2 separate regions of the Homo sapiens genome follow, and region 2 is linked to region 1. The links are chromatin loops, found by intact Hi-C in ENCODE. Cell type or tissue: heart left ventricle. All regions are shown on one strand. Links, peaks and the distances in the headings refer to the core of each region. The heading gives the core; the rest is flanking DNA. Region 1 overlaps LINC02576 (long intergenic non-protein coding RNA 2576). Region 2 has its middle 30 kb from the start of LINC03050.

Evidence for each region. Hi-C counts contacts between places; a loop is a spot of excess contacts. Peaks named below come from ENCODE experiments on the same cell type or tissue, not always from the same donor. Only the 100,000 strongest peaks of a DNase experiment are listed, where the experiment ranks them.
Region 2: a loop joins it to region 1, with 8 times the contacts of the local background. A loop is called at or near these places in 12 of 110 quality-filtered maps.

Annotation. Positions count from the first base shown.
Region 1 is chr2:65,037,326-65,046,904 of GRCh38, reverse strand. The region is part of intron 2 of LINC02576 (long intergenic non-protein coding RNA 2576); the gene reads right to left. Among named protein-coding and RNA genes, the nearest start is that of LINC02576, 11 kb to the right of the region's middle. RefSeq lists an enhancer at 6,204-6,293. In heart left ventricle, for the core only: a CTCF peak has its summit at 6,038 (motif pointing right); a DNase peak (open chromatin) is centred at 6,084; H3K4me3 peaks cover 339 bases.
Region 2 is chr2:65,567,732-65,577,310 of GRCh38, reverse strand. No RefSeq gene overlaps it. Among named protein-coding and RNA genes, the nearest start is that of LINC03050, 30 kb to the left of the region's middle. RefSeq lists enhancers at 1-462, 1-881. In heart left ventricle, for the core only: a CTCF peak has its summit at 3,981 (motif pointing right); no DNase peak of the experiment used is centred there; H3K4me3 peaks cover 464 bases; H3K27ac peaks cover 201 bases.

The DNA.
Region 1 (9,579 bases), core at 4,781-7,280:
GCCTGGGAAGGACCTTACCTAGTGATCCTAACTACTGAAACTGCAGTCTGGACAGCAGAAAAAGGATTGACCCATCACACCCGAGTCAGGAAAGTGCCACCCCCTCCAGAGTCATGGGCCACGGTCCCAGGGGAAAACCCTACCAAACTAAAGCTAAGAAAAATTTAACTCTCTTTCATCCATTTGATTATGACTTCTTTCCTCGCTCTATTGCTGACCACCTAGTTATTAATGTAACCAAGTCAATTTTGCCTCAAACTATTACATTTGATGCTTGCCTTGTTATACCCTATGGAGACTTGCCAAGTCAGAGGCAACTCTCCACTTCAGGAAAGTATCTTTATCCTTCCTAGCGCTCTGCAGACTAAAAATCTGTTAACTGGGATAAATTAGTTTGAGAAGAGTTTGACGAAGATTCCAGTATAAACTGGAAATCTTGTCCTCCTAGAGCAGAGCTTCTCTGCCAAAGTTGGTCCAATGCTCTATAAAATATTAAAGAGCAAGGATCGGCTGCCCCAACTAGTACTTGCAGTTTCTTAAAACCATATATTCATTTTACTAAAGGAGTTACCCCTCCCCATTGTCAGCTAGACCAATGTAACTGAGGACAGATGACCATCCCTGCTCCCCAGAGTTCTTCTATGGCATAGGAGCAGAAGTCTCAGGATCCTTTGAAATGCACTTCATTGCCTTGTCACCTCCTGCACCCCCTTCTCCCTCTCCTAACTTCTCTGCTAACCAAACCTCTTGTTATCTACCCAATGATGAAACCAAAGTAGTTGTAGAGGTTAAAGATTTAAAACAAACTGTAGCAACTGAAACAGAGTATCAGGACGCAAATGCTTGGCTGGAATGGATTAAATATTCTGTTCGCACGCTTAACAAAAGCGACTGTTAACTCTTATGCGACAGGCAGGCCAGAGACCCAGCTTGTCCGCTTTCCAGTTGGGTGGTCCTCTCATGGACTGGGCATGAGCTGTATGGTAGCTCTCTTCCACAACCCCACAGCCTGGGGCGATGAGTCATGCAAGACTCTTTCTCTGCGGTTCACTGAGGTTAAGAGCCCTGTGGGTCAGCCCCCGAGGGCCATGCTGCCACCAGCCCCTGATGTTAACTTCACCTCGTGCCTTTCTCTGCGGGGGGTGGGGGGGGAGTTAGCATTCCTTGAAGACTTAACAGGGTGCAGTGAAACCAAGCCTTTTCAAGAGCTTACCAATCAGTCTGCCCTTGTTCATCTCCAAGCAGATGTGTGGTGGTATTGCAAGGAACTATTGCTGGGTACTCTGCTCTGCCAAGTAATTAGAGCAGCACTTGTGCCCTAGTCCAACTGGCCATCCCTTTTACCCTAGCATTCCGTCAACACGAAGAAAAAAAAAAAGAGAAAAGCGTAAAAAAAAGAAGTGCCTCACATGGGTCCTTTGACTCCCATGTTTATATAAATGCTATTAGACCTCCACGAGGAGTACCAGATGAATTTAAAGCCCGAGATCAAATAGCTGCAGAATTTAAGTCAATATTTTGATGGGTGACAATTAATAAGAACATAGATTAGGTAAATTACATTTATTACAACCAACAGCGGTTTATTAACTACATTAGAGATGCTGTTAAAGGAATAGGTGAGCGATTAGGGGCTACTAGCCAGATGGCTTGGGAAAATAGAAGAGCCTTAGACACGGTATTAGCAGAAAGAGGAGTTTGCGTCATGATTAAAACTCAAGGTTGTACCTTCATCCCAAACACCACCGCCCCTGATGGACGTATAACAAAGGCATTGCAAGGTCTAACCGCTCTGTCTAGTGAGTTAGCCAAAAACCCAGGGGTAAATGATCCCTTTACAAGGTGGCTAGAAAAATGGTTTGGTAAATGGAAAGGAATCATAGCCTCGATTCTTACTTCTCTCGCAGCCGTAGTAGGTGTACTCATTCTTGTTGGGTGTTGTGTCATACCATGCATCTGTGGGCTGGTGTACAAACTCATACAGGCAGCACTTACTAAAACCTCCCTTAATTCTCCTCCACCTTATTCAGAGAAGCTTTTTCTTTTAGAGAATCAAACAGAACAGCTAAGCCAAGACATGTTAAGGAAGTTTGAAGAGAAAGAACTATAAAAATTCAAGAAGGGGGATTGTTAAATATAGTAGACCCCAAGTTTCTCTTCAAAGAATCAGTATGTCAGTATGTTCAGTTCTCTTATTCTTTGATTCTCCATTTTAAAGTTTAACTTCCTGGTTCTCTTCACCCCTTTGCTTCTAGTTTCAGTAAACAACTTTCTCGCGAGTCCTAATCAGTAGTTCACATCTGTTCCCCTGGTCACCTGCTCCATCCTGACTCATCCTGGTCACCTGCTGTGACCTAAGTCACCTTTAGTTACCTGTTCCTAACCGTCCTTCCTGCCACACTACTCACCCTGCCACTCTGGCTCATACCTTTGCTCTCTTTAAAATAGCCAGTTGGAATTAGCTTAGACTGTGCGGTCCAACCCTAGCCAATAGGGAAACAACACAGCAGTAGGGGCTACCTGCCTCAGGAATAAGAACTCCTTGCCCTTCCCTGTCCAGGTGTGCTGTTGCCATTACTCCATTCGCGAGTTACACTCTTCTATAGAAGTAAAAATTGCCTTGCTGAGAAAATTAAATTTATGTTTGAGTGCTGTTTCTTCGTGGCACTGGGGAACAAGCATTTCTAACAGCAGTGTAGAGGAAAGAACTTGGCTGGGACCTTACCCTCCTGCCTCACTGATGGAATGAGACATCTGCAGAGGAAGCTGATTTGGGGTAAAGACAATGAGTTGATTTGGGGCATGAAAGTGAAAGTAAGATTCCCAGATGGTGCTGCCTTTTGTCTTTTTTTAATTTTTATTTTTTGAGACGGAGTCTTGCTCTGTCACCGAGGCTGGAGAGCAGTGGCATGTTCTCGGTTCACTGCAATCTCCACCTACAGGGTTTAAGTGATTCTCCTGCCTCAGCCTCCCGAGTAGCTGAGACTACAGGTGAGCACCACTACACCCAGCTAATTTTTTGTATTTTTAGTAGAGGCTGGGTTTCACCGTGTTAGCCAGGATGGTCTCAATCTCCTGACCTCGTGATCTGCCAGCCTCGGCCTCCCAAAGTGCTGGGATTACAGGCATGAGCACCGCGCCCGGCCCTGCCTTTTCTCTTGTTGGAGACATGGAGCTCAAGTTAGGAAGTCAGGGATGGAGATGAAGATGGGATGGTCGATCATATAGATGTAATGCTTAAAGCTACAGACAGGGAAGAGATTTCCATAGGCATGGAAGTGTAAAGCTGGAAAAGCCAAGGGCAGTTGCTGTAACACTATTCCTTCAGCCGTTTTCACCAGAACTTTGGAAACTTGCATCTGGAATGAGTAGGTGAAGTGAATTAGATTTTCCAACTGTATGGTGCAGGCTGCATCAACATCTATGTGCAACCCACAGACTTCATGTCCAACATTCACATCTTATGACATTGTCTCATTGTTAAGCATCTTGAGGTAGGATAACTTTTTGAGCTACAAATGTGGAATTTCCTCTTGTATTTCCCCACTTTTCCTCCTCAGGCAGGCTTCGTTTTACTTTCCTCAGGAGCTGGCAGGCTGAAGGCAGAAATTGCCTGCAAAACACTTCTTTTCCTGGCTTTGTTTTCAAAAGCCTAAGTCCCCTGATGTGTCTGAGTGTACAGTGTACTGGAGGGAGAGGAGACAGGAAGCAGCTCTGACGGAAACCCTAGCAGGCAGTGGTGGATTTCCCCCAGGGTAAAAGATTGCTCCAAGCCAGGGGAGGGGTCCAGGGTCCTGCAATAGCTGGGACCTGTGCTCTGCCCTCTGACAACACCCCAGGGGAGTGGTCAGATCTCAGAGAGGAACAGTTACAGGGCTCCCAGCCTCACCAAATATCCATATGTCCCAAGGGTGGCGTGAAAGCTAGTGGGCTGTTAGAACTGAGGGAACCAGATAAATTGGGCCCTGGTGGCCTTGACAGTGACCAGTAATGATCTATAACTGCAGGGTCTTCCTAGGACCTTGAAGGATGGCCTGAAGTAGAAAATCCTGTTGGGTTTGGAGTAGAAATTAAGTTGGTTTAAATTTATTATTATTATTATTTGTTTTTCTTTTTTCCTTTTTTTTGAGGCAGAGTCTCGGTCTGTTGCCCAGGCTGGAGTGCAGTGGTGCGATCTCTGCTCACTGCAGCCTCTGCCGCCTGGGTTCAAGCAATTCTCCTGCATCAGCCTTCTGAGTAGCTGGGATTACAGGTGCGCGCCACCACGCCTGGCTAATTTTTGTGTTTTTAGTAGAGACGGGGTTTCACCATGTTGGCCAGGCTGGTCTCAAACTCCTGACCTTGTGATCCATCCGCCTCGGCCTCCCAAAGTGCTGGGATTACAGGCATGAGCCACCACTCCCGGCCTTATTATTTGTTTTGTTTAGAGAGGGGGTCTTGCTCTGTCCCAGGCTGGAGTGCAGTGGCATGATGATAGCTCACTGCAGCTTCAAACTCCTGGGCTCAAGCGATCCTTCTGCCTTAGCTTAGGACTACAGGTGTATGCCACCATGCCTGGCTATTATAATTTAATTTAATTTAATTTTTTTTTTTTTTTAGACATGGGGTCTTACTATGTTGCCCAGGTTGATCTTAGACTTCTGGCCTCAAGCAGTCCTCCCTCCTTGGCCTCCCACAGGCCTGGGATTACAGATGGGAGCTACCATTCCCAGCCTCGTAATGGAAATTTAAAAATTTTATAAGGAATAGCTATACTACATCAATAATACTGCCTGACCATCTTTGTACATATAACTTTTTTATATACAGGAATTTTTTTTTTAAAGATAGATTCACAGAAGTAGAACTACTGATTGAAAGGGTATAGACATTTTTAAGCATCTTGATACATGTGGCTTAAATGCCACATGTATGGCCTAAACTGATTGAGTCTTTTCAGGTTTGGATTTTAAAACTAGAACCCTCTCTTCAGTGGAGTGGGATGGGGGAAACACTGGAAACCTCATGGGAAGCAGTTGCAATATTTCATATGAAATGCGAGGAAGGGCCAGACTGAGATTATGGCCATGGGGAGAGAGAAAGGGATAAAATCCCCTATCATTCAGGAGGTGCTATCAATAACCCATCTCTGCATATGGGTGAAGAAGTGAAGGGGAGGCAACAATCAAGATCCCCTTACTAATTTCCAGTTGAAAATCGAGTAGATGAAAATCCTATCAACTAAGAGGCAATGTGGCTTGGTGGTAAATGCCTGTGTTTTGGATCTAACTGACCAAGTTCAAATTCCAACTGTCCCAACTAATTAGCTGCATGGCCTTGGGCAGGTTGTTAAAACTCTCTGAGCGCATATGCCTAGATTTCCTTATTTGTGAAATGAGGATAGTAGCGTTTATGCCTACCAAAGAACTGTAAGGATTAAATGTGAATTTTTTTTTTTTTTTGAGACAGAGTCTCGCTCTGTCGCCCAGGCTGCAGTGCAGTAGCATGATCTCGGCTCACTGCAGCCTCCACCTCCCGGATTCAAGCAATTCCCCTGCCTCAGCCTCCCAAATAGCTGGCACTACAGGAAAGCACTACCACGCCCAGATGATTTCTGAATTTTTAGTAGAGACGGGGTTTCACCATGTTGGCCATGCTGGTCTTGAACTCCTGGCCTCAAGCGATCCTCCCCCCTTGGCCTCCCACAGTGCCCGGCCATAAGTGTGAAAATGTCTTTAACCGCCTGGCCCATTGGGACTTTGAAGAAATTAATGAAAACAGATAATACTAATAGAAGAGGATGTACAGAGGGTTAAAGAATATATTTGGTTTGAGATCCATTTGTTTAAGATGCATGAAATCTCACGAAATGGACTTTATCTTGGTATGCTTTTATTTTTTTAATTTTAACTTTGAAATAATTTTTCCTTTATACTTCTTTCTGTACACTGCTGCTTTCATTTTTTTTTAAGAGACCTAAAGGTATGATAGGGACAAGGAAAGAGAGGGTGGTGATCCTGTTGCCCTTGTGGGTAAGGACTGCGGAGGCAGTGGTGCAGTTCTCAAGCATGACCACAAGGTGGAGTCCGTAGTAAGTGGAAATGGTTTACCCTGCGTGGGAGGAGACTGGGCAGGATCCTGGAGCAGATTCGGTGGCAGCCGCAGAGCCCTCGGTCCAGTTCTGCAGGCGAGTCCCATCTAGCCTCTTCTGCCTTTTGGTGACTGACTTTTCACGATGTAAAGTTAATCACAGTTACACATAACAGCCACCACACACTCCCAGGACCCCAAAGAAACCATGAAGAAAATAATCACAAGCATAACAGTTCACCTTTTGGTGGTTCTCCATTGCCAGTTGCATGAGCTCCCAACTCCTTGACTTTCAGTTCTGGGACTTCCAGTCTATGAGACCCCACTTACCTTTCTGGAATCTTCTCCTAATACTTTTCTACCTGGCCCATAGGCTCCAGTCAACTGCCTACTCACGGATCCCCAAAAATGCCCCTCATTTTCACCTTGCCTTTTGCTTGTTCTGTTCCCTGTTTCTGGAAAGTGATTTCTCCATTTCTGCTTATTGAAACCTCAGTAATACTCGAAGAACTCGTTACATCTGTGAGGGCTCTTTATGTTTCAAGTAACACCCGGACAATAAAGGGAATCTAATGGCTCCTATACTGAGAAATATCGAGGTATCTAGTTAGCTTCAGGTGACGTCTGTTCAGCAGCTTGGACAGCACCACAGGTGACTTGGTTTTACTCCATTTTTGTCTTCTGCCTTTTGCTGTGTCGGCTTGCGTTCAGAACCCCTAGTGGCTCTTTCAGTCCTCCCCTAGCAGGTAGGTGTGCTCCGTATCTTCCTTCTGCTTCTTAACGTCTCTATTCTTCTCCTCCCTGCTCAGTGCCCTTGGAGGATGACCTGGCTTAGATTTGCGGGCTTCCTTGCCTTCTGTCTTCCACTTGGGTTTGGCCAGTGAGGAGCACCAGCATGGGCTCCACGGATGGCTGGGCTATTAATTAAATCTCTGTCTTCCATGGTGCACAGCACAGGCTGCCTTCATCCCTCATCTATGAGGTGACAGTCTCCATATCTCTATCTCTGCATTCCAGCAACCACCCTCTGTAGGCCTAGGGTGGTAATGGCCCCAAGATATTTCATTATTCCTTAAGTTTTCCCTACACATGCTCACACTTTTGCAAACTGTCCATGTTTTTTTTTTTTTTTAAATAGAGATAGGGTCTCACTCTGTCACCCAGGCTGGAGATCATAGTTCACTGTGGCCTCGAACTCCTGGGTTCAAGAGATCCTCCCGCCTCAGCCTCCTAAGTAGCTGGGATTACAGGTGTGCACCGCCAACAGTCCACTTACTAACTGCTCCTCAAATTGTCCAGTTTGAGTGTGCCATCTGCTTCCTGCTGGGACCTTGACTGATATAGCAATCCCGAATCACACATCTTCATACTACACTGCTCAGTGGTAGAAAGGCGGGAGAAAGAGGTTCTCTTTTGGCCATTTTAACAGGAAAGAGAGTATGCTTCTTGCCCGGCAAACAACTTTTAAATTCTTTTTTATTTTATTTTATTTTTTTGAGACGGAGCCTCGCCCTGTCATCCAGGCTGGAGTGCAGTGGTGTGATCTCAGCTCTCTGCAACCTCCCCCTCCGGGTTCAAGCCATTTTCCGGCCTCAGTCTCCTGAGTAGCTGGGATTACAGGTGCACGCCACCACGCCCAGCTGATTTTTTCTATTATTAGTAGAGATGGGATTTCACCATGTTGGCCAGGCTGGTTTTGAACTCCTGACCTCAAGTGATCTGCCCGTCTCAGCCTCTCGAAGTGCTGGGATTACAGGCGTGAGCCACTGTGCCTGGCCCCAGCAAACATCTTGATTATTTTTGGCCTCAGTTGTAATCTGCCTAAACTAATAAGAGACTTTCTTGGTGCCAAGGGTGGGTCATTTCAAGCCAAACCCCATGACTGAAATAGGCAAAGGGTGGTTCCCCCAGAACAGAATCAAGATGCAGCAGTGCTAACTGGAAGAAGGAGAAAATTCAGCACCTTCTTCCCAAATGCCATCTCTTTCTTTGAAGCTTGTCCTTATTCCCCCAAGAGGATACAACATGATGGCCAACAAGATGGTGTAGTTCCCAAGATGGAGATTATAGTGTAGTTGGGGAAACAATTATTTAATTTAACTTTTTCTTTTTTAGGGTCTCACTCTGACACCCAAGCTGGAGTTCAGTGGCACCATCTCAGCTCACTTTAGCCTCGACCTCCCAGGCTCAAGTGATCCTCCCGCCTTAGCCTCCCGAGTAACTGGGACTACAGGTCTGCACCACCACACTTGGCTAATTTGTAATTTTTTTTATAGAGACAGGATCTCACTATGTTGCCCAGGCTGGTCTCAAACTCCTGGACACAAGTAATCCTCCTGCCTCAGCCTCCCAAAGTACTGGGATTACAGGCATGAGCCACTGCACCCACCATGGGGAGACACTTAAATACACAAAGAATAATGATCTATTACATTAAGTACTGGGAAGGAAACAAATGAGGTGCTGAGGGAAGAAAAACATGGATGACCTATTAAAGATCATGTGACCAGGGAAGGCTCCCCTGAGGAGGTGACATTTAAGCTGAGGCTGGAAAGATGAGAAAGAGACAACAAGTGATGGGAAAGGACAGGAATTCCAGGCATTCTTTTTATTTGTTTGTTTGTTTGTTTGAGACAGAATCTTGCTGTGTCGCCCAGGCTGGAGTGCAGTGGCACAATCTTGGCTCACTGCAACCTCCACCTCCAGGTTCAAGCAATTCTCCTACCTCGGCCTCCAGAGTGGCTGGGATTACAGGCACGCACCACTATGCCCAACTAATTTTTGTATTTTCGGTAGAGACGGGGGTTCCCCATGTTGGTCAGGCTGGTCTCGAACTCCTGACCTCAAGTGATCCACCCACCTTGGCCTCACAAAGTGCTGGAATTACAGGAATGGGCCACCATGCCCAGCTGAATTCCAGGCATTCTGAGGTGCACTGGCTAGAGAATGAATAGATACCAAATGTGGAGGCACTTAGGTGAGGCCACTGTGGCTGAAGTGAGGTGGGCAAAGGGTAGAGCCATCTGGGTGAGGCAGGAGAGGCAGGCGGGGCTTCCTGGACCAGTGTTTGGATTCCAGCTGGGTGCAGAGAAGAGACCCTGAAGGATATTCAGCAGGGGTGAAAATCTGATTTCTGTTTTAAGATCACCCTGGAAATAGAGGCACTCATTTGGAAGATGCTGTGTTGTCTAGGTGACAGATGGCAGAGACGTAGAGAGGGTGCCAGCTGTGGAGATGGAGAAAACCAAACAAATCGAGCTGTATTTTACAGGTAGAATCAGCATGATGATTAGCAGCTGGAACGGGGTGGTTGGGAGGTAAAGAAGAGTGTAGAGTAACTCCTCAGTTGCTGGTTTGATTATTGAGTTGTGGTGATGGGGGAGGGATGGCAATCAGGAGGTCAGCGGCCAGAGGCCACCCAGCATCTCTGGGTCTAAAAGGCAAATTCCAACAGAAGTTTAATTGGCTTCCTTTGAGTCAGACGCTTACCTGGTTCATTAGCTAGGCTGA
Region 2 (9,579 bases), core at 2,566-5,065, 530 kb before region 1:
AAGGCAGAGGTTGCCGTGAGCTGAGATCGCACCATCGCACTCCAAGAGCGAAACTCTGTCTAAAAAAAAAAAAAAGAAAGAAAGAAAAAGAAAATTCCACTGTGTTGATTCAGTTCCTGCCCACAGAGAAAGAGACATTGCCTCTGACCAACTCAAATATCCGAGTTATGAGTCATTCGTTTGTCATTGATTTATTTACATATCAGGATCTACCAGTCCCAGTGTCCTGAATGCACGAGAGAAGATAGACTGAGTCCCTGCCTTCCCAGGATCTCCAGCCCAGTGGGGGCCAAACACACACCAACGAGCCCCAAAATGCCCAGCAAATGCCATAGTGAGAAGAGCCAGGGTGTGGAGAGTTTACAAGGAGAAGGCAGCCCACTGGGCTTGTGAGAGAGGCTAGGGAGGGGCTCACCAGGCACTGAGAGAGGGGAGCAATGGCAGGTACAGAAATCCAGAAAAGCCAAGAGAACAAGCCTGTTGTGACGTAAAAGCAAGTACACAGTGCCTACAAAGCATCCTTGCCCAAAAAAGAACTTAGATCTAATCAAATCTCTAGGTCAGAGTCTCTCAACCTCAGCAATACAGACATTTTGGGCCAGATAATTCTATGTTGCAAAGGAAAGAGTGCTCTCTTATATACTATAGGGGATTTAGCAGCATCCTTGGTCTCTATCCATTGGGTGCCAGGAGCACCCATCCAGTTGTAGCAACCAAAAATGTCTCCAGATATTGCCAAATATCCCTTCAGGAGCTAAATTGCCCCCAGTGGGAACCACTGCTATACTTGGGAAGTTTAATGTAGTGATGGGTTCAGGAGTGGCTGGATCAGGGCTCTGGCTCTGCATTTCTTTCATCAATTGCCTTCTCTCCTGTGTCAGCATCATCTCAAATCTAGCTTTGTTCAAGATACCAAGTGGTTGCTACAGCTCCAGACCTCACAGCTATGTATACTGACCAGACAAAGAGTTTCTTCTCCCACAGTCACTGAGCAAAGGCCTGACTTCGTACTAATTGTGCTAACCTAAACCTGTCCCCTTTCCTATCTCAATCACTGTTGTCAGGGGAAAGCTCCTTACTTCCTGGCTTGAGTTCACATTAAGTGTCTATCCCTGAATTAGTTCATTTACTTCTAACTCATATTAGTCCAGGCGTGGTGGCTCACGCCTATAATCCCAACACTTTGGGAGGCTGAGGTGGGTGGATCACCTGAGGTCAGGAGCTCGAGACCAGCTTGGCCAACATGGTAAAACCCCGTCTCTACTAAAATTACAAAAATTAGCTGGGCATTGTGGCAGGTGCCTGTAATCCCAGCTACTCGAGAGGCTAAGGTAGGAGAATCGCTTGAACCCAGGAGGCGGATGTTGCAGTGAGCCGAGATTGCACCACTGCACTCCAGCCTGGACATCAGAGTGAGACTCCATCTAAAAAAAAAAAAAAAAAAAAAAGACAAAAAATTGAATGCCTACTCTTATAGCCACCTATGTAACCTTACAGTAAATTCTCTTTTCTGTTTAACCTGCTTTAAGGAGGGCTCTGTTATTTTCAACCATTCAACTATTCAACCATTCAACTATTAAGACAAACCACATCTAGAGCATTTGGAGAGGGAACCGTGATGATGAGAGGAGCCCTGAAAGCAGTCCTAATGCAATCAGTACATTGAATAAGCAAGACACCTGATTATAGTGACCAAAACAGCTCATTTGCTCTATCTCTCAACCCTTTCATTTTTACTTACAAAGATATCAGCCTGTTCCTCAGAGGAAAATGTCATCAGTTTTTTTGTTTTTTTGTTTTTTTTTGCCCACTTCTAGGTCAGAGACAATTCTTACGTCACTGTAAATCCCAAACACAGTCTTGACTTCAAAATAAGGATGTCCTGTCAATATAATATTTGGCACACACTTTTTTTGTTTTGTTTTGTTTTTGTTTTTTTTGAGACGAAGTCTCACTCTGTCGCCCAAGCTGGCTGCTCCATGTCTTTCCTGTGGAAACCACTTTTTGAAATTCCCCCAGCGGTCTCAAGCCTGGAGTTAGAATGAGCACTTCCCACTCCTCCCTGAAAAGGGAAGTTGGGGGCCCAAGAGCACAGCAACAACTCTCTCCAAAGAAACCTCTTCACCAAGGCTTGTTCTTTTTCTTTCTCTCATCTCTGTTTTTAAGGATGTCCAAAAGTCAGGGAGCAGTTCCCCAGAGATTTCCCTTGAGAGTCTGCAAGTGAGGAATTGTTTTCCACACACTTTGCCAGGAAAAGTCCCATTCTAACACCTCTCACATTAGTATATAAAAAGACTTACTGCGGGAAAAAGTGTGCATCACAAATGAGCAAAGTCATGGAGTATCCGCAAGTCATGTGGGGAAGATGGACTCTCAGGGTTAAGAAAAGAATAGAAAGTTCAATACTCACTATGCACCATACGCAGAAAATTTAATCCCAGTTATTTTAGGCCATAAAATATAAAAAAGAAGTAGTTTTAAAACTAGAAATGTTGTAAGTGTGTATTTCACTGGTTTTGTAATAATATAGAACTTTCTAAGCCTCAAGACAATGGGGAGAAAAGCACAGAAGAAAAGCTAATAGTTTAACATTTCTTTTTAACTAGAACACTTAGTAGACATTGAGAACCTGCTGCTATATTGAAACTCAGAAAATCCTCTCCTAGGATCAGAGGCATAAAGATGCCAAGAAGTCAACCAAAGTTGTATGACAGACCAAGAAACGTCTGTTTCAGACATTTGGAATCCTATAAGATTCCATAAGTTACTTTCAATTGAACCAAATATAACATGTCCTAAACTTCACAGTGAGACTGCTGTTTCACATGACAGCCATATTCCAGATTAATGCAACCTGACAGCATGCTCTATTTTTCTTTTTCTTTTTCTTTTTCTTTTCTGAGACAGAGTTTTTAGCTCTTGTTGCCCAGGCTGGAGTGCAATGGCACGATCTCGGCTCACTACAACCTCTGCCTCCCGGGTTCAAGCGATTGTCCTGCCTCAGCCTCCTGAGTAGCTGGGATTATGGGCACCCACCACCACGCCCAACTAATTTTTGTATTTTTAGTAGAGACGGGGTTTAACCACATTGGCCAGGCTGGTCTCGAACTCCTGACCTCAGGTGATCCTCCCGCCCCGGCCTCCCAAAGTGCTGGGATTACAGGCGTGAGCCACCGGGCGCCTGGTCCCATGCTCTATTTTTCATTCATTCATTTCACAAAAGCTATTATGAGCCCAGACTGTGCAGCACTGTTCCAGGCTCTTGGCATCCAAAAGCTAACCAGACCGTGCTCCCTCCCTCATGTATTTTACCTTCTTTGGAGGCAGAGGGACAATAAATAAGTGCAGAAGTTAACAAACTTTTTCATATTGTGAGAAATGGCAACATAATATGAGCTCATATTTTTACAATCCAGAGTTGCTTTCATTAAGAATCTGTGCTTCTCAACCTTGGGTACACTTTGGACTAATGTAGAAAGCCCTTTTAAATACTGATGACTGGTTCCCATTCCCAGAGATTCTGGCATAATTGGCTAGGTAAAGCCTAGGCATTGGCCTTTTTTTTTTTTTTTTTTTTTTTTTTTTTTTTTTTTTTTTTGAGACAGCGTCTCCCTCTGTCACCCAGGCTGGAGTGCAGTGGCGCGATCCTGGCTCACTGCAACCTCCGCCTCCCTGGTTCAAGTGATTCTCCTGCCTCAGCCTCCCGAGCAGCTGGGATTACAGGCGCACGCCCGGCTAATTTTCTTTTTGTTTTTTGTTTGTTTTTTTTTAGTAGAGATGGGGTTTCACTGTGTTGCCCAGGCTAGTCTCGATCTCCTGAGCTCAGGCAATCCATCCGCCTCGGCCTCCCAAAGTGCTAGGATTACAGGCTTGAGCCACCGCGCAAGGCCTTTTGTTTTTTGTTTTGTTTTGTTTTTCCCATCCCCTCAAGTGATTCTAATGTACGGCCAGAAGAGAACTGAAAAGGGTATATAAAAGAAACTACCACTAGATGTCACTGTCCCCAAAGGTTTGAAGAGAAACAGTCCTCAAGTAGTCAATGGCTAAGTTCCCGCTAGATAAACAGACTTGATTTTGCCATATTTTGGATCCAAGCAAATGTCCAATACAAATATATATATATGTTCCTCAATTTATCTTTGGCCTGAATGAAGCAAGTCATACAAAACCCAAATGTGGCCGGGCGTGGTGGCTCACGCCTGTAATCCCAGCACTTTGGGAGGCCGAGGCGGGCGGATCACGAGGTCAGAAGATCCAGACCATCCTGGCTAACACGGTGAAACCCCGTCTCTACTAAAAATACAAAAAATTAGCCGGGCGTGGTGGCGGACGCGTGTAGTCCCAGCTACTCGGGAGGCTGAGGCAGGAGAATGGCATGAACCCGGGAGGCGGAGCTTGCAGTGAGCCAAGATCGCGCCACTGCACTCCAGCCTGGGCGACAGAGCAAGACTCCATCTCAAAAAGAAAAAAAAAAAAAAACCAAATGTATTAGTTTGCTGGGGCTGCCATAACAAACTTGGGGGCTTAACAGAAGCCCAAAGTGTTTTGTTGGAGAGTTATTTTCTCTTGAGGCCTCTCTTCTTGGTTTGCAAATGGCCATCTTTTTCTTTTCTCTTTTTTTTTTTTTTTTTTTTTTTTGAGACAGTGTCTTCTCTGTTGCCCAGACTGGAGTGCAGTGGCTGGATCTCAGCTCACTGCAACCTCCACCTCCTGGATTCAAGCAATTCTCCTACCTCAGCCTCCCGAGTAGCTGAGATTACAGGTGCACGCCACCATGCCTGGCTAATTTTTTGTATTGTTTTGTAGAGACAGGGTTTCACCACATTGCACAGGCTGGTCTTGAACTCCTGGGCTCAAGCAATCCTCTCACCTCGGCCTCTCAAAGTGCTGGGATTTCAGGTGTAAGCCACCATGCCCAGTCTTGCAGATAGCCACCTTTCCACTGTGTCCTCACATGGCTGTCCTTCAGCCCGTGTTGGCTGGGTCCTAATCCCCACTTCTTATAAAGATACCAGTAATACTGAATTAGGGCCCACCCTAAAGACTGTTTTAACTTAATGACTTCTTTAAAGGCCCTATCTCCAAATACAATCTACAGTCACATTCTGAAGTTCTGGGCCATTAAGGGCTTCAACATATGAATTTGCGGGGCGGGGCTGGGGGGAGGGCAGATACATTTTTCAAGAAATCACCAAGAAATCAAAAGCAAAACCAATCTACTTGATGAGTGGCAAATGAGTAGTTTCCCAGCCATCCACAATTCTAAAGATCTCTCACATAATAACTATGGAGCAAATTGGTTGCTTTAAAAAACAAAAAAGACTTTTAAAAATTATTTTTATTCTTTATTTCTTTAGTTTTTTTTAGCCAGGACATGTTCTTATATGAATTTTTTTTTTTTGCAAAAATCGTACTTCTTGGCCAGGCACGGTGCCTCACACCTGTAATCCTAGCACTTTGGGAGGCCAAGGCAGGCGGATCACCTGAGGTCAGGAGTTCGAGACCAGCCTGACCAACATGAAGAAACCTCGTCTCTATTAAAAATACAAAAATTAGCCGGGCGTGGTGGCGGGTGCCTGTAATCCTAGCTACTCAGGAGGCTGAGACAGGACAATCGCTTGAACCCAGGAGGCAGAGGTTGCAGTGAGCCAAGATCGCACCACTTTGCACACCAGCCTGGGTAAGAGAGTGAGACTCTGTCTCCAAAAAAAAAAAAAAAAAAAAAAAAGGCCTAATCCAAATAGGAAAAGAGGAAGAAAAACTCTCTCTCTTTGCAGACAATATGATTTTTTTCTTTTCTTTTCTTTTCTTTGCTTTTTTTAAGAGACAGAGTTTTACTTTTGTTGCCCAGGCTGTGCAATGGTGTGATCTCGGCTCACCGCAACCTCCGCCTCCCGGGTTCAAGCAATTCTCCTGCCTCGGCCTCCCAAGTAGCTGGGATTATAGGTGAGCACCGCCACGCCCGGCTAATATTTTTCTATTTTTAGTAGAGATGGAGTTTCACCATGTTGGCCAGGCTGGTCTTGAACTGCTAACCTTAGGTGATCCACCTGCCTCAGCCTTCCAAAGTGCTGGGATTACAGGCATGAGCCACTGCACCTGGCCCAGACAATTCGATTCTATACCTTGAAAACCCCATAGTCTCTGCCCAAAGGTTCATTGATCTGATAAACAATTTCAGCAAAGTTTCAGGATACAAAATTAATGTACAAAAATCAGTAGCACTTCTATACACCAATAGCATCCAAGCTGAGAGCCAAATCAAGACTGCAATCCCATTCACAATAGCCACACACAAAAATAAGGTACCTAGGAATATAGCTAACCAGAGAGGTGAGAGATCTCTACAGGGAGAATTATAAAACACTGCTGAAAAAACTCAGAGATAACACAAACAAATGGAAAAACATTCCATGTTCATGAATAGGAAGAATCAATATTGTTAAAATAGACATACTGTCCAAAGCTATCTACAGATTCAATGATATTCCTATCAAACTACCAATGACATTTTTCACAGAATTAGAAAAAGAAACATTCTAAAATTCATTTGGAACCAAAAAAGGGCCTGAATAGCCAAAACAATCCCAAGCAAAATGAACATAGCTGGAGGCATCACACTACCCAACTTTAAACTATGCTATAAGGATACAGTAACCAAAACCACATGGTACTGATACAAAAACACACATAGACCAATGGAACAGTTAGAGAACACAGAAATAAAGCCACACATCTACAACTATCTGATCTTTGACAAAACTGACAAAAACAAGGAACAGGAAAAGGTCTCTCTATTCGATAAATAGTGCTGGGATAACTGGCTAGCCATATGCAGAAGATTGAAACTGGACCCTTTCCTTACACCATGTACAAAAATCAACTCAAGATGGATTAAAGACTTAAATGTAAAACTTAAAACTATAAAAACCCAGGAAGAAAATCTAGGAAATAACATTCTGGACATTGACCCAGGCAAAGACTTCATTATGAAGCCTCCAAAAACAGTAACAAAAAAAAAAAAAAATTGACAAGTGGGACCTAATTAAACTAAACAGTCTCTGAAAAGCAAAAGAAACTATCAGCCGGGCGCAGTGGCTCACGCCTATAATCCCACCACTTTGGGAAGCCGAGGCGGGCGGATCACAGGGTCAGGAGTTCAAGACCAGCCTGACCAACATTGTGAAACCCCATCTCTACTAAAAATACAAAAATTGGCCAGGCATGGGGTGCCTGCCTGTAATCCCAGCTACTCAGGAAGCTGAGGCAAGAGAATTGCTCGAACCCGGGAGGCGAAGGTTGCAGTGAGCAGAGACCGCACCACTGCACTCCAGCCTGGGCAACAGAGCGAGACTCCGTCTCAACAGGAGAGAGTGAAAGAGAGAGAGAGAGAAAAGAAAGGAAAAAAGAAAGAAAAGAAAAGAGGGAAGGAAGGAAGGAAGGAAAGGAAGGAAGGAAGAAAGAAAGAAAAGAAAAGAAAAGAAAGAAGAAAGAGAAAGAAAGGAAGGAAGAAAGAAAGAGGAAAAGAAAAGAATAGAATGAATCACTGGGCACAATGGCTCATGCCTGTAATCCCAGCACTTTGGGAGGCCGAGGAGGGTGGATCACCTGAGGTCAGGAGTTTGAGACTAGCCTGGCCAACATGGTGTAACCCTGTCTCTACTAAAAATACAAAAATTAGCCAGGCATGGTGACAGGTGCCTGTAATCCCAGCTACTCAGGAGGCTGAGGCAGGAGAATCGCTTGAACCCGGGAGGTGGAGGTTGCAGTGAGCAGATATCGCACCATTTCACTCCAGCCTGGGTGAAAGAGCAAAACTCTGTCTCAAAAAAATAAACAAATAAACTGTCAACAGAGTAAACAGACAACCTACAGAATGGGAGAAATATTTGCAAACTATACATTTGACAAAGGTCTAATATCAAGAATCTATAAGGAACTCAAATAAACAGGCGAAAATCAACCCCATTAAAAAATGGACATGAACAGATACTTCTCATAAAAAGACACTCACGCAGCCAACAAGCATATAAGAAAAAATGCTCAATATCACTAATCATGAGAGAAACGCAAATCAAAACCACAACGAGATACTATCTCACACCAGTTGAATGGCTATTAGTAAAAAGTCAAAAAATAACAGATGCTGGCAAGGTTGTAGAGAAAAAGGAATGCTTATACACTGCTGGTGGGAATGTAAATTAGTTCAGCCACTGTGAAAAGCAGTCTGGAGATTTCTCAAAGAACTTAAAATAGAACTATCATTTGATCCAGCAATCTCATTACTGGGTATATACCCAAAGGAATATAAATGGTTCTACCATAAAGACACAAGTACATGTATGTTCATTACAGCACTATTCACAACAGCAAAGACATGAAATCAACATAAATGCCCATCAATGGTAGGCTGGATTAAAAGAATGTGGTACATACACACCATGGAATGCTATACAGGTATTTTTTTAAAAATGAGATCATGGCCTTTGCAGCACATGGGTGGAGCTGCAGGCCATTATCCTAAGCAAATTAACACAGGAACAGAAAACCAAATGCCACATGTTCTCACATACAAGTGGGAGCTAAACATCAAGTACACATGGACTCAAAGAAAGGAGCAATAAGGCCAGGCACAGTGGCTCATGCCTGTAATCCCAGCACTTTGGGAGGCCGAGGCAGGCAGATCACCTGAGGTCGGAAGTTCGAGACCAGCCTGACCAACATGGAGAAACCCCATCTCCACTAAAAATACAAAATTGGCCAGGCGTGGTGGCACATGCCTGTAATCCCAGCTACTCGGGAGGCTGAGGCAGGAGAATCACTTGAACCCGGGAGGCAGAGGTTGTGGTGAGCCAAGATCGCACCATTGCACTCTTCAGCCTGGGAAACGAGTGAAACTCTGTCTCAAAAAAAAAAAAAAGGGAGCAATAGACACAGGGGCCTATTTGAGGGTGGAGGGTGGAAGGATGGTGAGGATTGAAGAACTACCTATCAAGTACTATACTGATTACCTGGGTGACAAAATTATCTGTGACCACGTAACTTACCCATGTAACAAACCCATGCATGTAACCCTTGAGTCTAAAATAAAAGCTGGAAAAAAAGAGAGAGAGAAAAGGCCTATAATAATTTTATGTACTTATGTATTTTTTAAGATAAAAGTTACACAGGTACGCAATCAAAATTTTAAGCCATAGTGGAGGCTATAAATGAAAAGGAAAACCTTTCTTATCTCCATTCCCACTCCCAACCCCCAAACTCTTCATTCTAAGACAAAACATATTGCACTAGGACTATCCCAGAGTTCTGTAGAATATTGGATGACTCCATAGGAGTTATCCCCATATCCTAGGAACATGTCACCATGTGAGAGCTGTGGGCTGAAGAATCGTGACCTGGGGGTTGCCGAAAGTCCCCACCTACAACCAAAAGAAAGAAAAAAATGCCCATCAGGGTGTCTGCAAATCCCACCCCCAAAGCCACTCTTTAAGAGCCTTCTGGAGTCTCCCTCTCTCTTTGAGATGGAGTCTCCTCTGTCGCCCAGGCTGGAGTGCAGTGGGGCGACCTTGGCTCACTGCA